Regions from separate parts of the Homo sapiens genome. Here region 1 is linked to region 2. The links are chromatin contacts, found by Hi-C in ENCODE. All regions are on one chromosome and are shown on one strand. Each heading gives the region's core, a stretch centred on a gene start or an enhancer-like site at or near the end of the contact. The rest is flanking DNA. Distances are from core to core; before and after follow the strand shown.

Region 1 (2,836 bases), core at 140-2,639, 380 kb before region 2:
CCCAAAACATGACAGGTTGAGAACTCTCAGGGCACACGCTTTCTATACCAACGCCTTGTGTCCATAAATAGGATGGGTGGAGGTTGAGAAGAATCATAGTCTCTTGCTCCTGCCTTAAACTTAGGGCTGTGTGGCAAATAGCAATAATAGTCATGACAGTAATTTAATCCTATGTCCAAAGGAGCTCAAAAGTGACTTTAAAAATTCATTCATCAGCCACTGACCATATTCTCAGCACATGTGTGCCGGGTGTGAAGGTGGATAAGCAGCGTGAGGGTGTATAAAGGCAAGAAAAAAAATATGTGCACTGCTTTCCAAGGAAGTACAGATTAGCTGTGAAGGTATGACAGGAATACATAAAAGAGAATACATAATAAGATTTGAAAGAGTATAATTTAGAAAGATTAATTATAATTTAGAAAGATTAAACATAAGAAATTAACCTCACAGGTGAATGTCTTTGCATACTTTGCAGTAACATCAGCACTAAGTTTAATATAAAATCAGAAACAAGTTATTATGTTTCTTACAATAGACATGCATTGGATATAATCACAATCACCAAACAGTGAAAAGAGACGTTATGTCGCAAAAAGTGTTTTAGACTCCTTGATGTAAAGGCAGGCACACGATTAGAAGAGCTACACTCAAAGACTAGAAACTCTGTAGCTGGAGTATGTCCTTCTGTCATAGCCACTTTAAATGCAAGCAGTTTTTAAACAAAGTTTTATTATTAACTAATGTGTCATATTCCATTTCCCTAATTACCATCCCATTCTACTCTCACGCTTTCTGTTGCAATCTGCTTAGGCTGTTTTCTTTGAACTATGTGCATTTTCAACATGAATTTTATGAAGCTGGAAATTACTGAGTCCTTGGTGATTTAAAACCTCTGAACCCTATCTTTTCTAGTGCCTAAATCACTCCTTAGGTGGCTGGCAGACACTTATTTCTAATCAGAGATGTTCATTAAATAAGTGATTAAAAAGCATGGTAGATGTGGCTAATTGTTGAAGGCCCAAGGACAGGACATTAAATGTATCTTCTTTGAAGATTCGGTGGATTGTTGGTAATGCATTAAATGGTGCCCTGGTGTGTTGAACTAGTTACTGGTATTAAGCTTGTAAGTAGAGTGACTCTGACTCTGGGGAGAAACTAACTCAATATTATTTTTCCACAGGGCTCAAAACCTTTACACAAAAGCCAGCCAAATGTTCCTAATTCTAGGGAACATGTTATTTTAGCCTTGGTGATGATGACTCAACACTGAGCCTTACTGCTATGTAAGATTCCAACAGAGATGACATTTGCAATCCACAGCAGCAACGTGTCCCCTGTCTGGAAGCGAACTGAGAAATAGTTCACTTCAAATGGGCCTCTAAACAGCTGTCAGGTCAGAATAACTTTAAGTCATTACCTATCTGAGCCATGTTGAGCCAGTGACTTCTAAGTGGTGAAAATCTCTGTATCATGTTACTAATCTCACTGGCCAGCAGTGGCTATGTCAACAACCAACATTCCATCTTAGTAAGCAGGCAAAAATAATACACTGCTCATTATTTGGAAATTAAGGGAGCAGTTGAGAGGTTGAGAAGCTCAGGAAGTGAAGAAGTTGAAAATAGGCCTCCTCAGAGCTTTGTCTCTAGAATGATGACAGCCTTTAAATCACAATGTGCCACAAAAGAATTCTCTCTAGCTTCTGATCTGCTAATGGTTAGCCATGCAGACCTTCCCCACAAAGACCCCTAAGCCGCCTTCCTCTAGTTACCACTCTGGAGCTTAGACCCAATTTCCTGACCAATTAGCAGCTCAAGAGTCTAAAATTAAAGAAGTAGGGAGCAGCTGTAAGTCTCTATGATTACTTATAAACCCTTCAAATCTGGACTCAAATAGCTTCCCTATCGTTTTTCTCAATTGATTAACTCTGACTGGTTTATCACTAAACCATTCATTTACTTTAACAATCCACTAAAGCCTCAGATAAAATGCGTTTCATGTCCCTTCTTGGGCCTTTAATAATTAGCTGTGTCTACCATGTCTTTTAATCTCTTATTTAATGAGTGCCTCCAATTTTTAATAATTTAAAAGGATATCAAGCCAAGTATCAATTAAAGAAAACTGTTCTAGGCAGCATAAACAATAAGTATTAAGTCTGTGGAGAAAAGCACATGGAGCCCTGTTGCTTTCTATTGCTCAAGAGCACTTGAAAACTATGGGATTATTTCAAAACATTACATTTCACTGCTTTTTATTTTACCTAGCTTGCAGGCAAAATTAAAAATAAAAAATGAGCATGAATCATTTTGTACAGATTCAAAAGAGAATCATGCATGGCAATATCCAGCCCAACTCATATTTCTGAATATATTACCACTTGCTCAGCTCATCCCCACTGCCCAAGAGCACCAGCTGGCTTCAGCTACAGTTTAACTATTTGTTTTTGATCCTTCCAATTTCTGGAGCCATCTTGAAACTCTTGATTGTTCCAAAATATCTAACTCATGGAACTGATTTATACTACCTCAAAGGACATGACCTCTACATCCATTAATTGATTTTGTTAGAGATCAATATTAGATCACTAGTATTTCCCCATTCCTGGGAGATCATTAGAATAAAGTTAGCTAGGCTGGGTGCAGTGGCTCACACCTGTAATCCTCACACTTTGCAAAGCTGAGGTAGGCAGATTGCTTGAGTCCAGGAATTTGAGACCAGCCTGGGCAACATGGCGAAAACCTGTCTCTACAAAAAGTACAAAAAATTTAGCTGGGCATTGTGGTACATACTTGTAGTTCCAGCTACTGGGGAAGCTGAGGTGGGAGGATGACCCAAGCAC
Region 2 (2,700 bases), core at 34-2,533:
CGAAGTAACTCATGCAAGGTCACAAAGGGCTGATAGTTGAAGACAGGCCTCTGATTTTAAGGACTGCCTCTTATAGGAGGCTCAGCAAATTACACTTGTGTATTGTGAAAAGAAACCAGCCTGTACAAAGAGCAGTAAGGCAACATCAAGAAAAGAGGGCAAGGAAGAGGCCAAGGAAGGGCAAGGAAGAGGCCAAGGAATGACAAGGGACTTGCTTCATTAGGGTTGACAATTCTGGATTCAAATATATTTGATGTAGGCTGAGAACTCTATCAAACATGTAAGAAGTAAAAACTACTTAAGTTCTATAAAAATGAAAGACGAGGAAAAAAGAATGTTACAAAATTTTATTTTGTTTTGTTTTCTGAAAAGATTAGAGAAGGAAAAGCTCTGAGGTCTCCACTTGAGAGATATTTTTGAAGGGAGAGACAAGGAAGAAAATCTGGCACCCATGGGGCCACCACATATGACCACACAGGATGTAGATGCTACAACTCCAGGAAACACCAGAACATCGTAGATTCATGTGAATTGCGCTTCTGTATAACTTGTACGTGGCCATGGCAACACTAACCCAAGCCCATGAGCAAGTGAGGAGCATGGTGAGCTCGTTGCATCACCCACGGCTGGATCCAAGGGCAATTACGATTCGGGGGAGAAGAAGAATGTAGGCTACATAAACGCAAACTGAGGCAATACTGTCATTATTGCTAATCTATAATTACTGTGTGTCTTCCCAGTGAAATGTGAGCTGCATGTGGGCAGAAATTTATTCAGGGTTTTCACCACAGTATCCCCAGAGCCTAAGTGCAGTGTCTGCACCTGACCAGATGATACCAAATGACAAAATTTTAAAAGCTTTTAACATGTACAGTTCTGGGGCTTATTAAACGTAGATGCTCACTGGATTTAGCATCATACAGCAAGTACTTCACTGATGATGAAACACAACTGACAGATAAACTTCGCTCTTGGGAGCCATTATTAGTTTCCTGGGGCTGCCACAACAAACCACCACAAACTAGGTGGCTTAAAGCAACAGACATTTATTTCTTGCGGTTCTGGAGTCTGCAAGTCTGAAAACAAGGCATTGGCAGGACCATGCTCCCTCCAAAGGCTCCAGGGAAGAATGCTTCTTTGCCTCTTCCAGCTTCTGGTGGTTGCTGGCAATCCTTGGCATTCTTCGGTTTGTGGCAGCACAACTCCAGTCTTTCCTCTTTGCTTTCTCATGGCCTTCCTTTCTGTGCCTCCTCTGTATCGTCAAACCTCTCTCTCCTTATAAGGACATGAGTCACTGGATGCAGGGCCAACTTGATTCCCGGATGACCTCATCTTAACTCGATGACATCTGCCAAGACCCTATTTCTAAATAAAGTCACAGTCACAGGTACCGGGGATCAGAATTTTATTACATCTTTTTGAGACACAATTCAACCCCGAAGAGAAACCAACATTACAGATGTTTTGATAATGTTTAGAAACTGGTTGTTGGTTCAAAGCTTTTAAAAAAGTTTTAAAAAGATTAATATGCCTAAATAATATGACTGATATATAAACTTTCTAAATTACAGTCATCCTTAGGTATCCATGGGCGTTTGGTTCCAGGACACTCCTCCCTCTCCCCTGCAGATACCAAAATCAGAGGGCACACAAGTCCCTGATATAAAATGATATAGTATCTGCATATAACCTAGACACATCCTCCTGTATATTTTAAATCATCTCTAGTTTATAATGCCTATTTATAGTATTACTTATACCTCTTTATAACTAAATCATCTCTATTATTTATAATATAATGTACATGCTGTATTTTTATTTGAACTTTTTATTGTATTTTTTTTCCAAATACTTTCAATCTGTGGTTAGTTGAAGCTGAGGATGTGGAACCCAGGAATATAGAGGGCCATCTGTACTTGGGAGTCAATTTGTGAATCACTAATGTCTCAATTATGAAGTTACTTCTGACGTGAAAATACCTTCTGGGTAAGTAATAAGCAAACTCAAGACATTTTTAATACAAGACAAAGTAGCTAAAAAACAAAAATCATGCACTCTTACATACTAATATCCTGCCAAGTAGTTAAGTGGGATAAGTGATGTTCAGACATATGACCTTCTGTTCAATCCAAATGAGTTATCTTTAGATATTTTGTGATGACTATCTTGTGATAATAAAATCCATGTTTTGTTTTGCTTTAGGAAAGGCTTGAATAATCCCCCTAGAGTAGTATTCTGGTGAACACTGTTAAATTATATAATTCACCAGGTTCAATTCTGTTACTACAATCACTTTCAAAGAAGATGGTTATAATACATTATCATTACAGCTATACAATCCAAGCTGAATTTTCCTTGGCTGAATTCCTAACATTTTAATGCTGAAATTGATCTGTTTTAAAAACATCATGTGAGGGGTTTTTAAATACCACACATGCCCAAGCTCTTTATTTTAAATGCTTTAGAAATGAGCTTGCATAAACAGAAAAAAAAATCTGTTCTAATCTAGCATTAAGCATATTTTAAAGAACAACGGGCATGTTTTCAAACAAACTATTGCAGTATACAAATTACCCAGCAGGAATGAGGGTAACAATGCTTCTTATATGGGTTTAGAACCCAGGGAAAGCTGACATTTCATCAAAGTCGTCTTGGAAACAATACTCTTTGTGTTATTTCAAACACAAGAGGTGTGTATTT

What was found. Hi-C counts contacts between places; a loop is a spot of excess contacts on that map. Pooled maps may share reads with other maps.
Region 1: a loop to region 2 is called in a map of gastrocnemius medialis, with 10 times the contacts of the local background. The contact joins two enhancer-like sites. A Hi-C loop is called at or near these places in 3 of 168 maps with a recorded cell type or tissue (aorta, ascending aorta and gastrocnemius medialis) and 3 of 50 pooled maps.

Annotation. Positions count from the first base shown.
Region 1 is chr9:80,060,709-80,063,544 of GRCh38, reverse strand. No RefSeq gene overlaps it. Among named protein-coding and RNA genes, the nearest start is that of LINC01507, 240 kb to the right of the region's middle. Within about 2 kb of position 1,389, at least 3 of the 41 ENCODE cell types and tissues checked have a DNase peak (open chromatin) inside an H3K27ac peak, as active enhancers do; they include ascending aorta and gastrocnemius medialis, where a contact is called at or near this core.
Region 2 is chr9:79,685,119-79,687,818 of GRCh38, reverse strand. The region is part of intron 8 of TLE4 (TLE family member 4, transcriptional corepressor); the gene reads right to left. Among named protein-coding and RNA genes, the nearest start is that of TLE4, 110 kb to the right of the region's middle. Within about 2 kb of position 1,283, at least 8 of the 41 ENCODE cell types and tissues checked have a DNase peak (open chromatin) inside an H3K27ac peak, as active enhancers do; they include ascending aorta and gastrocnemius medialis, where a contact is called at or near this core.